Regions from separate parts of the Homo sapiens genome. Here all the other regions are linked to region 2. A link is an interaction called in ENCODE POLR2A ChIA-PET data of the cell type or tissue named here. Cell type or tissue: OCI-LY7. All regions are shown on one strand.

Region 1 (5,000 bases), 330 kb before region 2:
TTCTTACTACAGAATCATTAGCCTACCCTGCACATGGTTTGCTTCCTTCAACATTCCTTTCTAGCCTCTTCTCTCTCCTGCTTTTGCTTTTTGTGTGTTTAGTTTCTCCCTTTGTATTTTACCACAGTCTTGCTCTTAGAATTTGAGTCAATGCAAAGCAGAGAAACAGTTAACTAGCCTGGAGCCTTGAAAGATTGTCTTGTTGTCCTACACTGGCCAGATACTTTCAAAAAGAATCTTGGGCATATTACCTCCTAGACAGAAAACTAGAAACCGAAGCATTAAACAAATGCTTACATTTAACTAGCTTTTAATTATTGACTTCACAGTAAACTCTTCAAATAAATTTATAAATGTAATTTTTTTAAAAAAACTATACATTTATAAATTTAAAACAATTTAAATTTATATTAGTCCAGCAACTTTTTTTTCTGTTCTCTATAACAATAATACTAACATAAAATAGGAAATGAAGGCTTTTAAAAATATTTAACACTCTGGTCCCTTGAAGAGAGAATATCAACAAGGCCGGGCACGGTGGCTCAGGCCTGTAACCCCAGCACTTTGGGAGGCTGAGGCGGGTGGACTGCCTGAGGTCAGGATTTCAAGACCAGCCTGGCCAACATGGCAAAACCCTGTCTCTAAAAAAAAAAAAAAAATTGGTTTGGTGTGGTGGCACATGCCTGTAGTCCCAGCTACTCAGGAGGCTTAGGCAAGAGAATTGCTTGAACCAGGGAGGCGGAGGTTGCAGTAAGCCGAGATAGTGCTACTGGACTCCAGCCTGGATGACAGAGCAAGACACTGTCTCAAAAATAAAAATAAAAAAAGAAAGAGAATGTCAACAACAACAAAAACCCTTCAATTATCTTCCAAGCTCACATGGAAAATGATTCTATCACTTCATGATTTTAAAGATTCCTAGATACCTGCCCTAGATATTCTGATTCAGTAGGTATTTTGGAAATTACTGTGTTCAATAACTAAATCACTAGCATCACTGGCACAAAGATGATTAGCCCTCAACCCTCAGGTTGTATCTTTCTCTTTCAAGTATTAGTCAGGAAACATTGGAATGCCTGCCACACCCTCAAATCTATGAGAAACTGCCCTGGCCACACTTCCAGCCAAGCAGAGTGACTGGGCTATTTCTTGAGTATGGAAGTTTTATTCCATATTACCTTGTATTCCTCTTCTGCTTTGCAGTGGACCAAAGGCAGCTAAGCTGCCCAAGCAGGAGGTGACAAATGATGACAAAGAAATAGGATTCTTTCTGAGTTTGGCCATCAGAACTGGGAAATGTGAAGAAAATTTAGTTGGCAATGACAGAAGTAGGGGAAAATGCCCCCAAGGGAAGTAGAGATCAAGAGAATAGCCGAATCATGTTAAGGGTGGAATACCACTCTTAAAGAGTCTCCAAACTGCAACTGAGGGATTACCAAAATAATCTGGTTTTAGAGATGGATCCTGTGATTTCTGTCTGCATGGGACTTGTCTGTGCTTTGATTACTGCTCTAGGATTTCTGTGGGATTCTTCTGTCTCTTATTGACTCACACAGCCTTGTAATAAATCTCCATTACTTGAGACAGCCTGAATAAGTCATTATTGCTAACATACTCATATTGTCATTCATTAGGACCTCCAATTTCTGTGGAACCTTACATTACTCTAAATCTGCAGTATTTCTCAAAGTGTTGTGTGAATTCCCTACCTCATACAATAATTTAGAGTTCCAGTCATCTCTGAATTATTGAATCCAGGGGTGGAGCACAAGAATACACATACTTTTAAATCAATAAACTTTATTTTTTTAATTTTAAATTAATTTTTTTTTAAGAGACAGGTTTTCACTATGTTGCCCAGGCTGGCCTCAAACTCTTGGGCTCAAGAGATCCTCCCACCTCAGCCTCCCAAGTAGCTGGGATGATAGGTGGGCACCACTATGCCTGGCTAGTAAATGTTATTATTTATTATTATTTTTTGAGATGGAGTCTCACTCTGTCACCTAGGCTGTAATGGAGTGGTGCGATCTCACCTCACTACAACCTCCACCTCCTGAATTCAAGCGATCCTCCTGCCTTAGCCTTCTGAGTAGCTGGGATTAAAGGTGCCTGCCCCCTCGCCCCACTAATTTTTGTATTTTTAGTAGGTACAGGGTTTCACCATGTTGGCCAGGCTGGTCTCAAATTCCTGACCTTAGGTGATCTGCCCAACTTGGCCTCCCAAAGTCCTGGGATTACAGGTGTGAGCTACCGTACCCAGCCAAACTTTATTTTTTAGAACAATTTTAGAATTATAGAAAAATTGAGCAGAGAGTATAGTTCCCAAATCCTTCCCTACCCACTACAGTTTCCCTTACTATTAACATCTTACATTCATGGAACATTCATTACAATTAATGCACCAATATTGATAAATTATTATTAACTAAAGTTCATAGTTTATTCAGATTGCCTTTTTACCTAGTCTCCTTTTTATGTTCCAGGATCCTGTCCAGGGTACCATGTTTACATTTAGGTGGCATGTTGTCTTAGGCTCCTTTGGATGATGTCATTATCTCAAACCTTCCTTGTTTTTGATGATATTGACAGTTTTGAGAAGCCCTGGTCAGGTAGGATTCTCCTTTATTGGAATTTGTCTTTTTCTTGTGATTAGATATGGGTTTTAGGGAGGAGGTTCACAGAAGTAAAGTGGGAATAAGTATTTTTACAGGCACCCAGGTGACTCATACGTATACACTGTAGTTGGTGGCCCTGTTGTTAACATGTCCATATGTAGTCATTGTGTCTTTGAGCAGCTTTGAGAATTATACTGCTATAGTGAAATTTTTCAAGAGCAGGAACCATGTGTTACTCATCTTTGAATCCTGAGGGTTTAGAACAGGGCTCATCATTTAGTACATATTTCATAATGTTTAATCAAATGAAAGAAAGGTACAAAGCTAGAAGTTTATCCTATGAATTTACTCCTATATCCAAGTACACATATATCTATGAGAGTTTGTACCCTGGGAGTTTGGAAAAATAGTGGAGCAATAGAAGCTCACTTTAGAGGCCACTTATCTAACCCTGGATTAATCAATCTTGCTCATTCCCTCTGTAAAGCAAATTCACATAGAACGTGCAGCACATTGCAGGCTATAGGAAATTTGTAGGCTACTTCTTAATAGGCCCATGCACTTCTCCTCTCACCAGTTGAGTTTTTTGCTTACCAGGAAAGTTTGTGTTTCTTCCTAAATCTGTGTATGTCACTCTTACTCTTATTACAAATATGCAATTTTATTCATATCAGAAAATTTAGCTAAGTATAAGTGAAAAAGAATTGTTTCTCTAAAAATGAAAATGGTAGCTCACCAAAAATAACTGCTGTGGATTGAATGTCTGTGCCCCCACCCCCCAATTCACCTGCTGAATCCCAATATAGTTTGGATATTTCTCCTCACCAAATCTGATGTTGAAACTTGATTCCCAACACTGGAGGTGAGGCCTAGTGGGAGGTATTTGAGTAATGGGGGCAGATCTCTCGTGAATGGCTTGGTGCTACCCTTGCAGTAGTGAGTTCTCACTCTTAATCTCTGTGAGAACTGATTGTTAAAAAGAGCCTGGCACCTCCTTTCCTCTTGTTCCCCCTCTTGCCATGTGACACACTGGCTTCCCTTCACCTTCTACCAAGAGTGGAAGCTTCCTGAGGTTCTCACCAGAAGCAGATGCCAGTGCTGCTGATGAATATACAGCCTGCAGGCCAGGCATGGTGGCTTGGTGGCTCATGCCTGTAACCCCAGCACTTTGGGAGGCCGAGGCGGGTGGATCACTTGTGGTCAAGAGTTCAAGACAGCCTGGTCAACATGATGGAGCCCTGTCTCTACTAAAAATACAAAAACATTTCGCTAGGCTTGGTGGCAGGTGCTAGTGATCCTAGCTACTCGGGAGGCTGAGGCAGGACAATCACTTGAATCCAGGAGGTGGAGGTTGCAGTGAGCCGACATAGCGCCATTGCACTCCAGCCTGGGCAACAAGAGCTAAACTCCGTCTCAAAAAAAAAAAATGCCGGGTGCGGTGGCTCACGCCTGTAATCCCAGCACTCTGGGAGTCCGAGGTGGGTGGATCACAAGATCAGGAGATCGAGACCATCCTAGCTGACATGGTGAAACCCCGTCTCTACTGAAAATACAAAAAAATTAGCTGGGTGTGGTGGCAGGCGCCTGTAGTTCCAGCTACTCGGGAGGCTGAGGCAGGAGAATGGTGCGAACCCGGGAGGTGGAGCTTGCAGTGAGCCGAAATCGCGCCACTGCACTCCAGCCTGGGCAACAGAGCAACACTCCATCTCAAAAAAAAAATAAATAAATAAAAATAAAAAAATAAATAAAAATAATAAATAAATTTAAAAATTACAAGAAAAGAATACACAGTCTGCAGAAACATGAGCTAAATAAAATCTAAGACAACACCCAGCCCCCAATGTGACTGTATTTGGAAATAGGGTCTTTGTAGTAGGTTAAATGAAGTCATAAGGTTGGGGCCTTGATCCAATAGAATTAGCATCTTTCTTTTTTTTTTTTTTTTTTTTTTTTAAGATGGAGTCTCACTCTGTCGCCCAGGCTAGAGTGCAGTGGCATGATTTCAGCTCACTGCAAGCTCTGCCTCCCGGGTTCACGCCATTCTCCTGCCTCAGCCTCCTGAGCAGCTGGGACTACAGGCCCACCAAGCCTGGTTAATTTTTTGTATTTTTAGTAGAGATGGTGTTTCATCGTGTTAGCCAGGATGGTCTCGATCTCCTGACCTTGTGATCCTCCTGCCTCGGCCTCCAAAAGTGCTGGGATTACAGGCGTGACCCACTGCGCCCAGCCAGGATTAGTATCTTTATAAAAAGGGACACCAGAGAGCTCACTCTGTCTCCACCAAGTGAAGACACAGTGAGAAGGTGGATGTCTGCAAGGCAGGAAAACAGCCTTCACCAGAAACCATCCATGCTGGCACTCTGATTCAGATTTATAGCCTACAGA
Region 2 (5,000 bases):
GTTTTCCTTTCCTTTGGATAAATGCCTAGCAGTGGGATTGCTGGATTATATGGTAGTCGTGTTTGTAGTTTTTTGAGGAGCTTTGATACTGTTCTCTATAGTGGCTGTGCTAGTTTACGTTCCCACTAACACTGTATAAGAGTTCCCTTTTCTGTGCATCCTTGCCAGCATTTGTTATTTTTTGTGTTTTTGATAATAGCTATCCTAACTGGGGTAAGATACTTCATTGTGGTTTTGATTTGCATTTTCCTGATGGTTAGTGATGTTGAACATTTTTTTCACATATTTGTTGGCCATTTGTATATAATCTTTGAGAAATGTCTATTCACATTGTGTGTGCATTTTTAATTGGATTTTTTCTTTTTTTTTTTTTTTGCTGTTAAGATGTTTGAGTTCCTTGTAAATTCTTGATGTTAATCCCCTCAGATGAGTAATTTGCGTATAGTTTGTCTCATTCTGTAGGTTGTCTTTTTTTACTCTGTTGATTTTTGCCTTTGCTATACAGAAGTTTTGTAGTTTGACATAATTCCATTTGTTGTTTGTTGCCTGTGCTTTTGAAGTCTTTATTCATAAAATCTTTTCCCAGACCGATGTCCTGAAGCATTTCCCCTGTTTTGTTCTAGTAGTCTTATAGTTTTGTTAGTTCTTTGAGCCATTTTGAGTTGATTGTTTATGTAGAGGAGTGAGGGTATAGTTTCATTGTTGTGCCTATGGATGTCCAGTTTTCCTAGCACCATTCATTGGAGAGACTGTCCTTTCCCCAGTGAACATTCTTGGCACCTTTGTCAAAAATCAGTTGACTGTAGATACGTGTATTAACTTCTGGGCACTCTGTTCTGTTCCGTTGGTTTATGTATCTGTTCTTATGTCAGTACCATGCTGTTTTGGTTACTACAGCTTTCAATATATATTTTTAGGTCTTTTCTTTTTTCTTCCTTTTTTTTTTTTCTTTTCTTTTCTTTTTTCTTTTTTTTTTTTTGTAATGCAGTCTCTCTCTCTGTTGCCCAGGCTGTAGTTCAGTGGTACCATCACAGCTCACTGCAGCCTTGACCTGAGCACAGTTGATTCTCCCACCTCACCCTCTCAAGTATCTGGGACTACAGGCATGCATCAAGATGCCTGGTTAATTTTTTTTTTTGGCACTTACGCATTTCTGTGCCTGTTGAGTGGTGGCAGGAGCAGCCCTAGGCTGGGCAGCCGAGTGGCCGAGCAGAAGTTACAGGGACACAGGGGCACCTCTAGCCCCAGAGAGGGAGACTGGGGCTTTGGGAGCTGTGTGGCCCTGGGCTCCAGAGGAGGCCTCCTGACATCTCTTCCCCCAACCAGCTCTAGTCTCTCTGCAGCCACCTTTTCAGGAAGGGCAGGGACTCCATAAAGCTCCAAAATTTACTGCCTTTCTCATTACAGGGGCTGGGAGGTGGGGCGCAGAAAGTATAAGAGGTTTAACCTGCCTGGGTGACTTTAATTCCAAAGGGCAGAGCCTGGGTGTGGTGGGACCCATGTGTGGTCCCAGTGCTTTGGGAGGCCGAGGCAGGAGGATCACTTGAGCCTAGGAGTTTGAGGCTACAGTGAGCTATGATCGCAAGTACACTCTAGCCTGGGCCACAGAGCAAGACTCTGAGTCCAAAAAAAAAAAAAAATTTTTTTTTTTTTTTGAGGCGGCTCTCACTCAGTTGTCCAGGCTGGAGTGCAGTGGCGCGATCTCAGCTCACTGCAAGCTCCGCCTCCCAGTTTCATGCCATTCTCCTGCCTCAGCCTCCCGAGTAGCTGGGACTACAGGCACCTGCCATCACGCCCAGCTAATTTTTTTGTATTTTTAGTAGAGACGGGGTTTCACCGTGTTAGCCAGGATGGTCTCGATCTCCTGACCTCATGATCCACCCGTCTCGGCCTCCCATAGTGCTGAGATTACAGGCGTGAGCCACTGCACCCGAAATTTTTTTTTTTTTTAAATTAAAAAAGTAGGCCGGGTGTGGTGCCTTACGCCTGTAATCCCAGCACTTTGGGAGGCCAAGGCAGGCGGATTGCCTGAGGTCAGGAGTTTGAGACCAGCCTGGCCAACATGGCGAAACCCCATCTCTACTAAAAATACAAAAAGTAGCCGGGTATGGTGGTGGGCGCCTTTAATCCCAGCTACTTGGTAGGCTGAGGCAGGAGAATGGCTTGAACCCAGGAGGAGGAGGTTGCAGTGAGCGGAGATTGTGCCACTGCATTCCAGCCTGGACGAGAAGAGCAAAACTCCATCTCAAAAAAAAAAAAAAAATTTAAAAAGGGCAACTTTTTCAAGAAGAATGGAGGGGAAAAGGCATGAAGAGAAATTCCCTCTGCAGCAGAGCAAGTTCCTTCCATGGAGGAACAGGAAGCCGCAATCACTGTTTGCAGCTGGGCACAGCTGCCATGACATTTCATACAGCAGCCATTGACCTGCTTCCTCCTGATGTCCTGTCTGGGCACATCCTCCAGCAGGACCACCAGGGAGGCAGGGATGGCAGCCCTTGCAACTTCCCTTTGACCTCAGGGAATTTGAGAAATTGAGGTGTGGGATGGCAGAGTGGTGGTGTTTGGAGGCCAGGAGGAAGAGGCTGATGTCCGCAACCCCACAGGACTCAAGCAGCCCACCCTGATGCCCTAGATGAGTGCTCGGGAGGGACGGCCATGCTGCTGGCTTTCTGTGTAGCACTCAGGCAGGTGCCTCAGTGAGCCCTCAGAACCGGGGAGGAGAAGGTTGCAAAGCAACAGCCTGATGCCCAGGGCCTTGCAGCTTGTCTTGGGGAGCTCACACTGCCCCTCCTGTGGTCCCTGCACTAGGCTAGGATGCCCCTGTCCTCCCACATCCTCCGCTCCCTGTACCCTGTTGGCCCAGCAGCAGTCCCTGTCCTAATGGCACAGTGCAGCCATCCACAGAATCCACACCCAGACACCTCTCTGGGCCACACATCATGAGGTCTCCACCCAGCTGTGTGTGACCCACATAGTGACAGGGTATGGCTGAGCAGGTCTCCAGGCCCACCCTTTGCCCACAGCCTCCTGCCTCCCTGCGGTGAGACACAGGCAAGGGTCACAGGTCAGCAAGTCTGTTCTCTTAGAAACATGCCAAGGTCAGGTGTGGGCCACTTGTGCTCCACGGGGGCTGCCATGCTGCCTTCTTGGAGCACACAGGAGTCCCCGTCAGATATCCTAACCTGAGTACCCACAGCTGCTTGTGGTGAGGGCTGACTGTGGGTGCTCACTGACTGCCTGCTCAGCACACAGCTGGATGGTGCTGGGCACTGGGCCTTCCAAGAAATGGAAACGGCCCCTTCCCTCCCAGTGCTCACATACAGCAGGGGAGACAGGATGGCCGGACAGAATGGTGCCAAGTGTGAGTGCTGCAAGCAGATCCTCGTGGAGGGAGCCAGGGCCAGGCTGGAGGGGTGACATCAGAGCTGTGCACATACCTGAGTGTTCTTGCCAGCACAGGGCATGAGGGTCAAGTGGCTCTACACAGCTGAGGCACAGCAGGAGGAGGGGGCACATAACCTGGCTAATTTTTTGTAGAGACACGGTTTTGCCCTGTTACCCAGGCTGGTTTCGAACTGCTGAGCTCAAGTAATCGTCCCAACTCAGCCTCCCAAAGTGTTGGGATTACAGGCGTGAGCCACCATGCCCAGCTGTTTTTAGGTCTTTCACTTCCTTTGTTAAATTTATTCCTGTTAGACTTTTTTCCTAGCTATTGTAAATGAAATTGCCTTCTTGATTTCTTTTCAGGTAGTGTATTGTTTGTATATGGAAACATCACTGATTTTTTTTAAATAGTGATTTTGTATCCTGCAACTTTACTGAATTTTTTAGCTCTGAGGTGTGTGTTTTTAGTGGAGCATAGGTTTTACTATATATAAGGTCATGTCATCTGCAGCTGCAAACACAGGGACAGTTTGACTTCTTCATTTCCAATTTGGATGCCCAGAACTACTTTGTCTTGTTCTGGCTAGGACTTGCAGTAGTATGTTGGGTAAGAGCAGTGAGAGTGAGATCCTTGTCCAGGTACAGTTACTGGAGGAAAAGCTTTTATCTTTCTCTTGTTGAGTAAGATGATAGCTGTGGGTTTGTCATATATGGCCTTTATTATGTTGGTGTACTTTCCTTTTATACCTAATTTATTGAGAGTGTTTTTTTTTTGTTTTTGTTTTTGTTTTGTTTTTGAGATGGAGTCTCACTCTTGTCGCCCAGGCTGGAGTGCAGTGGCGTGATCTTGGTTCACTGCAACCTCTGCCTCCCAGGTTCAAGCAGTTCTCCTGCCTCAGCCTCCCGAGTAGCTAGGATTACAGCTTGTGGCTAATTTTTGTAGTTTTGGTAGAAACGGGGTTTCACCATGTTGGCCAGGCTGGTCTCGAACTCCTGACCTCAAGTGATCCGCCTGCCTTGGCCTCCCAAAGTGCTGGGATTACAGGCGTTGAGCCACCACGCCTGGCCTAGAGTTTTTTTTTTAATCACGAATGGATGTTGAATTTTATCAAATGCTTTTTCCGATTCTATTGAGATGATCCTATGGTTTTTGTCCTTCATTCTATTGCTAAGATGTATGACATCCATTGATTTGCGTATGTTAAATTATCCTTGTATTCCTGGGTTGAATCCCAGTTCATCATGGTTATTACATTTTGATGTGTTGTTGGATTTGGTTTGCCAGAATTCTGTTCAGAATTTTTGTGTCTATGTTTATCAAGGACACTGGCATGTAGTTTTCTTTTTTGTTTGTTTTTCCTTTTCTGGTTTTGGTATCAGGGTTATACTGGCCTTGTAGAGTGAGTTCAGAAGAATTAACTTTGCTTCAATTTTTTGGAATACCTTGAGAAGAATTGGTATTCATTCTTCTGTAAATATTTGGTAGATTTCAGCAGTGAACCCATCAGTCCTGCACTTTCCTTGGGAGACTTTTTGTTACTGATTCAATCTCATTACTTGTTTTTGGTCTGTTCAGGTTTTTTATTTATTTATTTATTTATTTATTTATTTATTTA
Region 3 (5,000 bases), 49 kb after region 2:
GTAATAAATGATTACTATCAAGGTCATTTTTAGTTAAAAAATTCCACCCATTCTGATAGGTTGAAATTATTACATATAGTAGTAGTGTAGCATGTAGGTTAATAATGTTGCCTTTTTTTTTTTTTTTTTAGACGGAGTCTGGCTCTGTTGCCCAGGCTGGAGTGCAGTGGCATGATCTTGGCTCACTGCAACCTCCGTCTCCCAGATTTAAGTGATTCTCCTGCCTCAGCCTCCCGAGTAGTTGGGACTACAGGCGTATGCCACCATGCCTGGTTAATTTTTGTATTTTTAATAGAGATTGGGTTTCACCATGTTGGCTAGGCTGGTCTCAAACTCCTAACCTCAGGTGATCCTCCTGCCTCAGCCTCCTAAAGTGCTGGGATTACAGGCGTGAGCCACTTTGCGTGATCTGAGCCTTAATTTTTTTAATTTGCAAAATGGGAATGATGATGATATCCATCTACTTTAGAGGATTGTTTTGAGGTTTAAAATGAGAAAGATTTTAAACTCATAATGTAACACTTGACATATAAAGTGTGTAGTAACTGGTGGCTTTTACTAACTTCGGTTGTTACTAAATACCTAAGTGATCCTGTTATTCTGATTGAACTTATTTGTTTGATAGAAAGTTTTATGTACTTTGGCATTCTCTGAGAGAAAGTATCTCAATTTAGTTAACTGGAATGCTGGGATAACATTTTTATTTCACACTGTGGTAATTTTGGAGAGGGCATATAATTTTGAAACACCAAATTATCAAAGGGTTTACTTAATCAGGAATATTACATAAACCTGGATTAAACTGTTTCTTGAATTTATTTGTACTAATTCTTGTTTAACAGTCTAGTATGGAAAGCTTGTTAAAGACTTTATTACTATATCTTTAAAAGTTATCGTTTACAGGGTTTTTTCTTCCTTACTTTATCCGTTTTTTTGAGACAGAGTCTCACTCCGTCACCCAGGCTAGAGTGCAGTGGCACCATCTTGGCTCACTGCAGCATCCACCTCCTGGGTTCAAGCAGTTGTCCTGCCTCAGCCTCCCTAGTAGCTGGGATAACTAGTGCACGCTACCACACCCAGCTAATTTTTGTATTTTTAGTAGACCCGGGGTTTCGCCATGTTGTCCAGGCTGGTCTCGAACTCCTGACCTCCTGTGATCCGCCCACCTCGGCCTCCCAAAGTGCTGGGATTACAGGCTTGCAGGCTTGAGCCACCGCACCCGGCCTTTGTTTTGTTTTTGTTTTTGAGAGAGAGTTCTGCTGTGCGGTAGTAGCAGCTGACTGCAGCCTTGATCTCCCAGGCTCAAGCAAACCTCCCTCCCATGTCAGCCTCCCAAGTACCTGGGACTAAAGGTGCATGTCACCACGCCTGGCTAAATTAAAAATTGTTTTTGTAGAGATGGGGTTACGCTGTTGCCCAACCTGTGAAGTTATCCTTTACTAAATACAAAGGTTTAGGCTTAGATTCTGTTTTATCTTTCTCTTCAGCCCTTTTATGACTGCTAATTGGTGGGCTGTTGTCAATCTGCATAGTTTTCTTTATCTTGCAACTCAACTGAGGCCGTTAAAGCAAAATTATACTATTTAAATTAATATATTTTTTGAACACCGTAATACTATAATACTATATAATCTGTTTGTTAATTTTCTGAGAATAATAACTCAATGGAGTAACTCTTTAATAGGCATCTTTTCCTTATAAAAAATATTGTAGATTGGCTCTCTGCAAGCTAATTTCTTTTATATGGTTAATATTTTAGTGTACATTAAGAGCTTAGAGTTCTTTTTGTAATCAAGCTTGCTACAGAAGCTGTGCTTTATTTATTTCATAGTAATTTCCTCTAGTGGGTCATTGTATAAACCCTGATCATTTTTGTATGTCTATTCCTTTTCTTGCGAAGTGGGCAGCTTGTTTAGCCATGGTGTTTTGGCTTCAATAGGGTGAGGTCTCTATTTGGGAATCTCTGAATTTCACAGGAATGAGTAGAACTATATTTAACAATGAAAAAAATAGTATTAGATTTTAGGGCAGCCGTTTGTAAAGAAAAGAAAATAACTCATAAATCACTTTTGTGGCAGGAAAGATACGGACTAACGTTACTGAATACTTCTTTTTCTCTATTATACTAAATCACACATTCAGAAGAGAACATGTTTATAGCATTTCCTGGGACTCAGGAAATGATCCCATTCTGTTTATTTTCTAGTATGATTTCCTCCTCACTTAAAGAAAAAGCTATATATTTATTTTGAGACTGGCTAATTTTTGTGTTTCTGGTAGAGGTAGTGTTTCACCATGTTCCCCAGGCTGGTCTTGAACTCCTGGGCTCAAATGATCCGCCCGCCTTGGCCTCCTAAAGTGCTGGGATTACAGGTGTGTGCCATTGCACCTGGCTGATTTCCTCACTCTTACTGAGGCAAGGTAACTTTGTCAGATGGTGAGTGTTATTTTTTCGTTTTTTTTTTGAGCTGGAGTCTCGCTCTGTCACCAGGCTGGAGTGCAGTGGTATGATCCCTGCTCACCTCAGCCTCCGCCTCCCAGATTCAAGCGATTCTCCTGCCTTAGCTTCCCGAGTAGCTGGGACTACAGGCACGCACCACCATGCCCAGCTAATTTTTGTATTTTTAGTAGAGATGGGGTTTCACCATGTTGGCCAGGATGGTCTCAATCTCTTGACCTTGCGATGCCCCCACCTCAGCCTCCCAGAGTGCTGGGATTACAGGTGTGAGCCACTGCGCCTGGCTGGTGAGTTTTTTTTTTCAGAACCTGAATCTAGAATCCTGAAATTTCATCTCAGGAAAACTCACTCTTCTCTGGATTTGAATTATCAACAAAGAAAGGAAATTCTTACCTTATCAGATTAAGGTTCAAATCTGATAATAACGTCAAGCCCATACATTTGTTTCAATCTCAAAAACTTTAGCAGATTCTTAACTAGAACTTCAGCAGTTCTTAACTAGCTCTGAGTTTTAGGAGATTTCTCAGTTTGCACAAATATTATTCCACCTATTATATGGATCCGTTCTTTAATAACAGCTGCACCCACAAGAAAACAACAAAGATCTTTATGTAGTTTTCTTACTTTGCAAATGCAGCTTTTTATGTAGTTTTCTTACTTTGCGAATGCAGCTTACTAACATTTAACACAGCTTAGAGAAATAGAACATGGAGGCATACAAGTTTCTCCACTGAGACCCAAATGGAAGTTAATCTCACTTTTGTTGAGTTACACTTGGTTTTAGCTTACAGTATCCTTCCTCAGCCCTCAGCTCTTTGCCAGAGTTTGTCATTTCATACATAACACCTTTTATTAATTTATAAAGAATCCAATAGAGACAAGGGGTTTATTTTATTATGGAGTAGAAAGAAGTGCAAATGAGGATTAATAAAAAGAACTTCACACAAAATATGCTTTAGTCAAAGGTATAAGCTTGTAGGGCTTAAGTAACGTATAGGGGAACACAATAGCAATTTCTGAATGTTCAGTGTCCTAAGACTGCTTTTTACAAATATACTAGCAAAGACTGTTTAATATCAGAAACTAGGGTAGGATTACATATTTTTTGATATCTCTTTACTAGATAGGAGAATAGGAAATTAAGTTTTCATGATGCCACTTTGCACTTTGTCAGAACTAGGTTTGATGCAGAACGCTGTTTTTCTGCAGTTACAGGGAGCAAGGAACTTTTTTTTTCTTTTTTTCCCTATTTCTGAGAGTTTTAACCTAGGTTAAAAGGTTAGGAGGGCTGCTAGAATTCCATTAGCACTAAGCAGGGGGTGGGGAGAAGGAAACCTGAAAAGCTCAAAACTTAAAAAAAAATGATAAAGGACACACTGTAGGATTAATAGCATATGCAATTTGGTTTTTATGATGTTGGGATCTATAGTAGTGTTAAAGAATGCTGATTTTTATAATGATATAATCCTAGGTTTGAATTGTACCTCTGTTGCATAGTATGTAATTTTGTTTTCATTACTTTTATAAGCATTACTTTTCTCATTTATCACAATGGGAATATTAAGGACTTAGTAAATGGTAGATCTTCCTTGTATTAAAATTTTTTCTTGTATTGACATTTTTCTTCATTTGCTGTTTTTTAATTGAAATTTTTAATCACTTGTGTCTGTGTATTCTAAAATAAAAGATATAACTATGCCCTCTGATGTATCTTGTATAAAATAGGATTTTTAACCTTCTGTTAAAATTTGAAAAATAACATTCATAAAGAAACGTACACAAAGTGATAACATGTGGCTCAGTGATTTATCAAAGCAAATATTCGTTTAACCATCACTCAAACCAAGAAACAGAACATTGTCAACTCCCCAGAAGCCTACCTTATGAGTCCTCAGGCCACTAACTATTCCATCTCTTCTCCTTTAAAAATAAACACAATTCATCCTTTAATGCTGATCATTCTCCTGCTTTTTTTAAACAAAGTTTTATCACCTAATCTTATATCCCTAAACACTACAATTTGGTTTTGTCTGTTTTCACCATGCAGATGGAATCACATACTATGCATTCTTTCATGCCTGGTTGTTTTTTTTAAATGCCGAAATTTATATTGCATGTATGTTCATTTTTATTGTTGAATTATCTTTTAAAATATACCAATTTATTTTACTGGTGATGGACATTTAGGTTATTACAGTTCATATGGGTGTCAGCATTCTTCTATGTGTGTTTTGGTGAACATGTGTGTGCATTTAATTTGGATGTATATCTAGAAGTAAATGTCTTATCAGGGTGTTTGTGTGTGTGTGTGTGTACATATATATATATATATATATTCTTTTTCTGAGATGGAGTCTTGCTCTGTCGCCCAGGCTGGAGTGCAGTGGCGTGATCTCAGCTCACTGCAAGCTCTGCCTCGCGGGTTCACACCATTCTCTTGCATCAGCCTCCTGAGTAGCTGGGGCTACAGGCGCCCACCACCATGCCTGGCTAATTTTTTGTATTTTTAGTAGAGGCAGGGTTTCACCGTGTTAGCTAGGAT
Region 4 (5,000 bases), 150 kb after region 2:
TCAGTTTGTTTAAAGTTTTTCTTTTTTGTGTTCCCTGAGTAAGTTGGCTTGAGAAACATGTTTTTCTAATTTAAGAGTAATGATGGATTTAATTGGAAAGAACTTCTCAAAATTAAGAGCGCCCACAAGCTATTGTATGCTCTGGAAATTATTGAAGCACTGGGAAAACCTAATAGAAGAATAAGGAGGGAGTCTACGGTAATTGCATTTCCATTATTATCATTAAATGTTTGTATTCTCTCTGGAGCAAAATTCTATAATGTATTGTCTTTTCCATTCTATAATAATTCTTTCTTCCGCCATTCTGCCTTACTTTTTTTGCCTTTCTCATAGGGAAGTTACAGTGATCTTTATCCAGATTCAGATGATTCAAGTGAAGATCAAGTGGAAAATAGTAAAAATTCCTGGAGTTGCAAGGTTTGATCATATGTGTTTTTCAATGTATTGATAAAAATAATTTATCTTCAGTTTTTCAAAAGTGGGTACCATAATTCTTCATTGATTTTAAACTAATATACTATTAAAATAAAGCATAGTTTAAAAATCATGTATTACTTTAAGTTGCAATAACGTAAACTGAGATTATTTAATGCCTTGGTGCTCCTGCTTTTAGCTCTGATTTTCCCTCTATTGAAATACTGTGAGAGTCCTGGCATGGTGGCTCACGCCTGTGATCCAGCCCTTTGGGAGGCTGAGACGGATGGATCACTTGAGGTCAGGAGTTTGAGATCAGCCTGGCCAACATGGTAAAACCCGTGTCTCTACTAAAAATGCAAAAATGAGCTGGGTGTGGTAGCATGCTGCCCATAATCCCAGCTACCCAGGTGGCTGAGGCAGGAGAATCACTTGAACCCAGGAGGTGGAGGTTGCAGTGAGCTGAGATCGCACCACAGCACTCCAGCCTGGGCAGCAAAAAAAAGATACTGTGAGGACATCCCAGTGTCTAGGACTAAATGGCTAATGGAATAGAAAGATGTTTATAGGCTTTTTCGTGTGTGTGTGTATAAATTTTTTTTTTTTGAAATGGAGTCTCGCTCTGTCACCCAGGCTGGATTGCAGCAGCGCGATCTCTGCTTGCTGCAAGCTCCGCCTCCCAGGTTCACGCGATTCTCCTGCCTCAGCCTCTGGAGTAGCTGGTACTACAGGCGCCCGCCACCACACCCGGCTAATTTTTTTGTATTTTTAATAGAGACGGGGTTTCACCATGTTAGCCAGGATGGTCTTGATCTGCTGACCTCGTGATCCACCCGCCTCGGCCTCCCAAAGTGCTGGGATTACAGGCGTGAGCCACCGCGCCTGGCCTCAAGTGTATATTTTTTTAAATTCTTGTTTGTTTTATTTTGTTTTGTTTAGGACAGGGTCTCACCTTGTCACCCAGGCTGGATTGCAGTGGCATGATCATGGCTGACTGCAGCCTTGACCTCCTGGGTTCGAGTGATCCTCCTGCCTCAGCCTCCCTAGTAGCTGAAACTATAGGCACCAGCCACCATACCCGGCCAATTTTTTTATTTTTTGTAGAGATGAGGTCTTCCTATGTTGTCTAGGCTGGTCTCAAAGTCCTAACCTCAAGCCATCGTCTGGCTTTGGCCTCCCAAAGTTCTAGGATTACAGGCATGAACCATTGCACCCACCCTTAAATTCTTGAAAGTAGCCTTTATCTTATTATTTTGTCTAGAAATTATTTTGGTAATTTAAATGAATAGTAGTGTAAATAAAAGATACGTAATATTTTACATATCCAGTTACTGAATCAACAAGCATTATTGCATTATATATCTGCTTTTCTCTTACTATTACTTTCACAATTGCCTACAGTTTGTTGCTGCTGGAGGGCTTCAACAGTTATTAGAAATTTTTAATTCTGGAATTCTAGAGCCTAAAGAGCAGGAATCATGGACTGTGGTAAGTGCATATTTATGGTTTCAACTAGTTACAGTAGTTATCCCATTTGAAATACTTCCATTTCATCAGCAAGTATAGCTTTTGCCATATAGTTCCTTATAATAAAGTATGGAATATAGCAGAAATGAATTTAAAAATACAGTTTGATAAACTAATTAGGAATAAGTGTTTTTCATGTTATCAGTATTAAAAAATTCTTCTGATAAAATTAATTACTCTAAACTCTGGCCAGTTCATAAACATGTTTCCTTTAGGTTGATAAATTATATATTAATATTTATATAAAGTTTGGTTGCTTTTTAAAAATTTGGTTTACATCTTAGTTTTTTCAAAAAACTTTTTTTGTTTTATTTTGTTGTGATCATTTCTTCCTTTATAGTAGTAATAATTAAAAACGTGTTTCCAGACCATGTTGACTGGCTTACATTGAGATGGATATAGAAATTGAGAGTAAGCCTCTAGAAATTTTTATAGCAATTAGACATTGTTGCTGTATTTTATAATACTTTACAAAAGTATTGGTCCTCAACAAAATGGAATTTTTTTTTCTGTGAACTTGCATAAAAAAATGGAAATTTTAAAAAATGTTAACTTTACCACCGTGATTTGAAGAAGTACTATATGAAAATAAAATTGCTTATAGAATATTTAAATCTTAATAATGATATACAAAACTGCCCAGGCCAGTTTCAAGCTCATTGTAAAGGACATTCCATTTTCTTCCATCAAAGCAGTTTAGCATTATCAAACATTGAATTCAAGTATTTTCTTAGTTCCTGTGGTTTTTTGTTTTGTTTTGTTTTGCTTTTTTTGAATTGCCTTTGAACCTAGGAGTCAGGTATAATGATTTGACATCAAGTAATCTTATGTCTAAATTTGTTAGCTCATCAGCTATCGTCAGTGTTAGTGTATTTTACATGTGGGCCAAGACAGTTGTTCTTCCAGTGTGGCCAGGGAAGCCAAAAGATTGGACACCCCCGTACTAAAGGTTTTCTCTGTTTGTTTTTCTTGAAATTATGAATACTTTCCTGAAGTATTACTAGTAACATTTTATTGCCAATATGTGGCTTATTGTAGCTTTATAATGCCCAAGATGCAAAGCATGTCTAAGATAGAAATTGCTTTCAGGTCAACTGGTATTTCCTGTTTATAGTGCATCTCTCTTAATATTATGAAATACTTCTAAGTTCAGGATTGTTCTTGTTTCTTATTTTTTTTTTCCTTTTCAAATGAGTTTAGTTGAAGTATACCTTTAAAACTTTTTTTGAAATATAGTTAACATGCAATCAATGTACTCCTCCAAAATGTACTGTTTTTACTATATTCACAAAGTTGTGGGACTATGACCAGCATCTAATTCCAGAACAGTTGTATCCCTTCAAAAGAAACCTCCCCCTAAACGCTTTAGCCCTAGGCAACCATCATTATAGTCTCCTTTCTGTTTCTGTGGATTTGCCCATTCTGGACATTTCCTATAAATGGAACCATACAATATATGGTCCATCGTGACTGGTTTCTTTCACTTAGCCTATTTTCGAGATTCATCCTTGGAAGTAGCAAGTATCAATAATTCATTTTTTTATAATTATATTACATGTTTATCCATTCACCAATTGAGAAGCATTTGGGTTATTTCTACACTGTGACTGTTGTGAGCATTTGTTTATGAGTTTATGCATAGATAATACATTTTCACTTCTTTTTGGCATATGCTTAGGAGTGGTATACCTTGCCAATACTTAAGTGGTATTTTATTGTGATTTCTAGCATTTACATTTTCCCAATGCTAAGAATCTTGAGCAGCTTTTCATGTGTCTGTTGACCATTCATAAGCATGTATGCATGTATGTGTGTGTGTACACATATATATGCACACACAAACACATTCATTCATAAATCTTTGGTGAAATGTTTGTTCAGTCACAGCTGAATCCAGGGAGTGGAAGATTGATCAGTCGGTGAACATCTGCATCGTTTCCAGTTTGGGGCTATTATCAATAATGTTGTTATAAACAGTTGTGCCTTGGGTATAGAGTGCAGTTTCTGGGTCCTGTGGTAACTTCTAACTTTTTGAGGAATTTCCAAACAGTTTACCAAAGCTGCAACATTTTACATTTCTACCAGCAATGTGTGAGGGTTCCAGTTTCTCCACATCCTTTCCAAGACTTGTTAGTGTCTCTTTTATTTTAGCTATCCTAGTGTGTAAAGTGGTACCTAGTTGTGGTTTTGATTTGCATTTCCTTGGTGACTAATGAGGTTGAACATCTTTCCATGTGCTTATTGGCCACTTGTTTATCTTTGGAGTAATGTCAATTCACATCCATTGCCCACTTTTAATTGGGTTGTCTTTTTGTTGATTTGTTAGAATTCCTTATGTATTTCAGATACTGATTCCTTACAGTGCATGTGATTTACAAATATTTTCTCCCGTTCTATGGGTTGCCTTTTTCCCTTTCTTGAGAGCACCCTGTGATTTACAAAAATTTGTAATTTTGATGAAGTCTAGTGTCTCTGTTTTCCTTTGTGCTTGTCCTTTTGATGTTGTATCTACAAAACCGTTACCTAATCCCCTTACACAGAGATTGATGACTATGTTTTCTGTTAAGAGGTTTCTGGTTTTAGCTCTCACTTTTTTAGGTCTTTGGTCCATTTTAAGTTAATTTTTGCATATGATGTGAGGTTGCAGTATACTTTTCATGTAATAAATAATGCACTCATTTTAAAGAGTGAGTTTTGAAAAATGTTTATGTAACGCTCTAACATCCAAACAAAGAATATTTCCATTACTTAAGAAGTTCCGTCCTGCAGTTTTGCTATTAATTTTTCTTCCTCCACTTTGTGTTACAATAGATGAGATTTTCATTTTATAAAATTTCATGTAATTGGATCAGTGCAATATGTACCATTTTGTATCTGGCTTCTTTTATTCAGAATGCTTTTTGAGGTTGTTAAATGTTTTTCATCGCTGAGTAATATATTCGTTGTATAGGTATACCACGGTTCATTTATCTGCTCACCTATTGACATTTGAGTGGCTTACAGTTTTGGGTTGTTAAAATAAAGTTTCTGTAAACATTCACATACAGGTCATTTGGTAT
Region 5 (5,000 bases), 130 kb after region 2:
CAGACATTTGCCACCATGCCTGGCTAATTTTTGTATTTTTGGTAGAGACAGGGTTTTACCATGTTACTCAGGCTGGTCTTGCACTCCTGACCTTAAGTGATCTGCCTGCCTTGGCCTCCCAAAGTGCTGGGATTACAGGCATGAGCCAACGTGCTCAGCCCAATTCTGTTCTCTGGTTTCAAAAGTTTTATGAAGCAAATTTATTTTTCAGTATGAAAGATAACATTGGGTGTGCTTAATGAAAATCTATTACATGTTTCTTGATTTATAAAGAAGTGGCCATGTCAGTGTTCTTTGAGTCTCCTAGACATTCCTAGATAATACAGCCAAATATTTTACTTCAAATAAAAGATTGATTTGTCTCAGATATGATTTTTATGCCATTTGGTTCAGCCTGGGCAACAAAGCAAGACTCCATCTGAAGAAAAAAGAATACTTGTATCTCTTAGCAAGTTTGGGGAAATTTTTTTAAAAAGGAAAAAGAATTATTTTTAAAAATTTTTATTATTATTATTTTTTGAGATGGAGTCTGGCTCTGTCACCCAGGCCAGAGTGCAGTGGTGTGATCTCAGCTCACTGCAACCGCCACCTCCCGGGTTCTAGCAATTCTCATGCCTCAGCTTCCCGAAGTATCTGGGATTACAGGGGTGCACCACCATGCCTGACTAATTTTTGTATTTTTAGTATAGGTGGGGTTTCACCATGTTGGCGGGGCTGGTCTCGAGCTCCTGACGTCAGGTGATCCACCCGCCTTGGCCTCCCGAACTGCTGGGATTACAGGCATGAGCCACTGCACCAGGCCATTATGATTATTTTTTTTGAGATGGTGTCTGGCTCTGTCGCCCAGGCTGGAGTGCAGTGGCACAGTCTCAGCTCACTGCAACCTCCACCTCCTGGGTTCAAGCGATTCTCATGCCTCAGCCTCTTGAGTAGCTGGGACAACAGGCATGCACCACCACGCCCAGCTAATTTTTGTATTTTTAGTAGAGTTGGGTTTTCACCACGTTGACCAGACTAGTCTCGAACTCCTGACCTCAAGTTTTCCACCCGCCTTGGCCTCCCAAAGTGCTGGGATTATAGGTACGAGCCACCACGGCTGGCCAGAATAATTTTAATTGTATCTAAAATGCTTTTATTTTATTTTCCTACTGCCTTCTTTTCTTGTCTGAATAGGTTTTTTCAGTTTTTTTAGTCCTAACCCTTGCTTCAGTATCACTCTGATAACTGCTGGAGTGCAGTGGCACAATCTTGGCTCACTGCAACCTCCGCCTCCCAGGTTCAACCAATTCTCTTGCTTCAACCTCCCGAGTAGCTGGGATTATAGGCGCATGCCTGCCTGGCTAATTTTTTTTTTTTTTTTTTTTTAAAGTAGAGACAGGGTTTCACCGTGTTGGCCAGGCTGGTCTCGAACTCCTGAGCTCAGGCAGTCTGCCTGCCTCAGCCTCCCAAAGTGCTGCAATTAGAGGCGTGAGCCACTCCACACGGCCCACTATGATAATTTTCAATTTGGTAATTTCAGACAACTGAAGTAGTCGTGCTCTGTTATGAAATAAGTTTACCTTTTTAAAGTAGGTGACATTAACACTAAAGTTGTTTAGCTGCCAATTTAGAAGGAAATCTTTCTTTACTCTGCCCAACTTTTGGAAGCTTCCACTCGCCACTTTTTCTGTAGTTTTTAGTGAAAACATTTTTTGTTGTCATCTCATGGTTGACATCATAAATTTGAATGAGGCTGGACGCAGTGGCTCACACCTGTAATTCCACCTCTTTGAGAGGCTGAGGCGGGTGGATCAGCTGAGGTTGGGAGTTCGAGACCAGCCTGGCCAACATGGTGAAACCCTGTCTCTACTAAAATACAAAAAAATTAGCCAGATGTTGTGGCGCATGCCTGTAATCCCAGCTACTTAGGAGGCTAAGGCATGAGAATCCTTGGAAACCTGGGAGGCAGAGGTTGCAGTGAGCCAAGATTGCGCCACTGCACTCCAGCCTGGGCAAGTGAGTGAGACTCTGTTCTCAAAAAAAAAAAAAAATTGGGTGAGAACTTGAGTTAGCATATGTTGTTAATTTTCTGTGAATACAAGAAAGCAGTGGTTTTCTCAGTTTAGGTTGGATGGATTCATTGAAGCATTGTGCTCGTTATTGTGTTGGTTTTATTCCTTTATAGTATGTTTTTCAGGACTAGAATTTTCGTACTATGTAGTCACAACTTGTGAGTTAAACATGTATATATTGTTATCTGCTGTATAAATATTTTTTAGAACTAGTACAGGTGTATTTCATCAATTGAGGAAATTTTTAAATCATTTATTTTTATTATTTAATAGCTGAATAATAGGAGTTGCCTATGATTTTTACTTTTGATACTTCAGTCTTAATGAGTTACATAGTTTGACAAACAAAATTTAGAGATACCATATTTTTCTTTCTTAGCTGTGTGGTATGGACCAATTTTGGGGCATTGCTTTAAGAGCACAATCTGGTGATGTCAGTCGAGCAGCTATCCAGTATATTAACTCCTATTATATTAATGGTAAGTGATTTGAAACATTGTCTGATAGGTAATTTCTATGTGAGGGTGTTTTGTGAAACTAAAATTTTTCTTTGATATAGCTAAACAAGAATATAAGGCTAATATATGTGTCTAAACATTTGGCTTTCAGGTAAAACAGGTTTGGAGAAGGAGCAAGAATTTATTAGTAAGTGCATGGAGAGTCTTATGATAGCTTCTAGCAGTCTTGAACAGGAATCACACTCAAGTCTCATGGTTATAGAAAGAGGACTCCTTATGCTGAAGACACATCTGGAAGCGTTTAGGAGAAGGTAATTTTTAAAATATCACACTGTTAGAATGAATTTCATTTTTATTCCTGACATATCCAGAAATATTCTTAAAGTGAATCTAAAGTTTTTGTTGGGGTCAAGTAGAAAGCATAATTTACCAAAGTGAAGGATCAGTAACATAAGTAATTTTTATTAAGAATATATACCATTTTGCCTTGGAATAGGCAATACGGGTTCCTGATAAATATTGCACACCTTTAATAATAGAGTTTGAGCAGATATGCATGAATAAGAATTGTTAGACAGAATTCCATCTCTAAGATAAAGTATTGACTTTGATTAAAAAGGCAGAACACCACTACTAAAAAAAGTTTCTCTAAAACTCTTACCAAGAACATCAAATAATCTCATAGTTGAATCAAGTTGAGTCATATGTTTCATTTGCTGTTTTTTTTTTCTTCCTGGACTAGGAGACAGTATTTTAATTTTGAATTTCCATTTACCATGGAAACATGACCAAAAAATTCTGTTAATGAATATCTGTATAATTAATTTAGACATAACCTGTGTAATACAGAAATAAAGCAAATTAATATTTATGAATATATCGACTGAAATGAAAGGTGAGTAGATAGTTTTAAGAAATTCTATTTGTTAAAAATTATGAGCAAATGTAAAAGTACTAAGAACTGTGTTGAAAAAAATTGTTAAAGTTAGTAACTTTTTTCAACTTCAGATCTTAGTTTGATATTGAAGTGATACAAGTGATATTTATTGACATTTTTAAAATATCAAGAAAGATTGCATAGTAAAGATATTTTATACATTCCTTATAAATAACATGCTTCCATGATTTGAAACATTTGGACATTACAGAATTCTTTAAGATTGCAATTCATGGAAATTCTGCTTAAAGAATTCCTTGTGTTTTTAATGAATGTGGAAAGGAACTCATTTTTTTACACAGAAACTTCTTACTGCCTTATAACTTTAACCACTTAAAAAAATAAAATTTTAAAAAGAGCAAATGTGGTGTAACTTATTCAAATTAATTAATACGTATTATAAAATTCAGATATTACACTGTGATGTAGAAAATGAAAGTCTGCTATAATTTCTGTCTTCCTCGTGGAGATACTGTTAATGATACCCATACTTCTAAAATTTTTTCTATGCTGTGGGATCTTCAACAAACCAACAAGGTCCTGTTGATTCACACCCTTAGTCCTTGCACAGCATTACCAATGTCTAAAATAAGTGCTTATTTTAAGTCTTTAAAAATGTATTTGTTTTTTGAGCATTCAGTGGTGGTTTTATAAATTTAATGAATTTAAGTCCAAAAATTCCTTCTCAGATGTACAAATTTTTTTCTGTTGTGAAAAAAAAAATTGTTATGTCCTTGATATCTTTTTATTTGTTCATGTTTTATGCTAAAAGTTAATGTTGATGTTAAATAGTTTATATAAAAATTTTTTGTTACTAGTACAATAACTAGGATATGGATAAAATTGAAGAGTCACAAAACTAAGCAGTAGTTTAAAAAAAATTTACTTAGGTATTTTTCATGCAAAATTTTGTTCTTGATGTGCTTAGTGCTATTATTAATTGAAAATTGCCTAACATCTGTAGATTGAAAATATAATTGTTCTTTGTGTTCTGTGTATTAAGGGAATAAACAATAATGTCTTAATTTGTTTACTTTTTAAAAAGAGATAAAGTTATAATCTTAAACAGTGGTTCTCAGCCAGAAGTGTTTTTGTTTCCCAAGACATAGTACGTAATCCCTGGAGACACTTCTGATAATCACAGCAAGAGAGCATGTTATTGGTATCTGGTGAGATGCTGCTGAACATCAGAGCATGAGATACAGCCTCCTTCACCCCTATTCTTCTGCCTTCTGATAACAACAAATTATTAATTGGGCTTAAAATGTCAGTAGTGCCACTGTGGAGAAACTCTGGTCTTGAATATGTAACAGGAAACATTGTTTTAAGGTTACTCTTTTGCTCATACATTGGATCATGTGGAAATTAGACAAGTTCATTCATTCCCTCACTTTTTATCCTTCTATTCCAAATTTGCTGATTAGTTTTAGACTTTTTTTTTTTTTTTTAAACTCAGGTACCTTGGATCCTGTCTTCCACATCTGAAAATTAGAAAATTGACACGTGTTTAGTGATTATCATGCTAGGTGCCTGTTTCCTTTGAAATACAAGTCT

The links. Peaks named below come from ENCODE experiments on the same cell type or tissue, not always from the same donor. Only the 100,000 strongest peaks of a DNase experiment are listed, where the experiment ranks them.
Region 1: POLR2A ChIA-PET joins it to region 2 with 5 read pairs; 4 of 35 experiments call an interaction of 5 or more read pairs at or near these places.
Region 3: POLR2A ChIA-PET joins it to region 2 with 5 read pairs; 12 of 35 experiments call an interaction of 5 or more read pairs at or near these places.
Region 4: POLR2A ChIA-PET joins it to region 2 with 5 read pairs; 3 of 35 experiments call an interaction of 5 or more read pairs at or near these places.
Region 5: POLR2A ChIA-PET joins it to region 2 with 5 read pairs; 2 of 35 experiments call an interaction of 5 or more read pairs at or near these places.

Annotation. Positions count from the first base shown.
Region 1 is chr2:61,767,035-61,772,034 of GRCh38, reverse strand. No RefSeq gene overlaps it. Among named protein-coding and RNA genes, the nearest start is that of FAM161A, 85 kb to the left of the region's middle. In OCI-LY7, no CTCF peak of the experiment used is centred here; no DNase peak of the experiment used is centred here.
Region 2 is chr2:61,437,782-61,442,781 of GRCh38, reverse strand. All of the region lies in intron 1 of USP34 (ubiquitin specific peptidase 34), which reads left to right. Among named protein-coding and RNA genes, the nearest start is that of SNORA70B, 23 kb to the right of the region's middle. In OCI-LY7, no CTCF peak of the experiment used is centred here; DNase peaks (open chromatin) are centred at 191, 2,391, 3,071, 3,941 and 2 weaker places; H3K4me3 peaks cover 4,136 bases; H3K27ac peaks cover 4,888 bases.
Region 3 is chr2:61,388,559-61,393,558 of GRCh38, reverse strand. The region is part of intron 5 of USP34 (ubiquitin specific peptidase 34); the gene reads left to right. Among named protein-coding and RNA genes, the nearest start is that of SNORA70B, 26 kb to the left of the region's middle. In OCI-LY7, no CTCF peak of the experiment used is centred here; no DNase peak of the experiment used is centred here.
Region 4 is chr2:61,290,366-61,295,365 of GRCh38, reverse strand. USP34 (ubiquitin specific peptidase 34) reads left to right here. Exons shown (of 80, transcript NM_014709.4): 31 at 76-198; 32 at 334-417; 33 at 1,816-1,902. Among named protein-coding and RNA genes, the nearest start is that of C2orf74-AS1, 110 kb to the right of the region's middle. In OCI-LY7, no CTCF peak of the experiment used is centred here; no DNase peak of the experiment used is centred here.
Region 5 is chr2:61,312,405-61,317,404 of GRCh38, reverse strand. USP34 (ubiquitin specific peptidase 34) reads left to right here. Exons shown (of 80, transcript NM_014709.4): 24 at 2,431-2,530; 25 at 2,661-2,820. Among named protein-coding and RNA genes, the nearest start is that of SNORA70B, 100 kb to the left of the region's middle. In OCI-LY7, no CTCF peak of the experiment used is centred here; no DNase peak of the experiment used is centred here.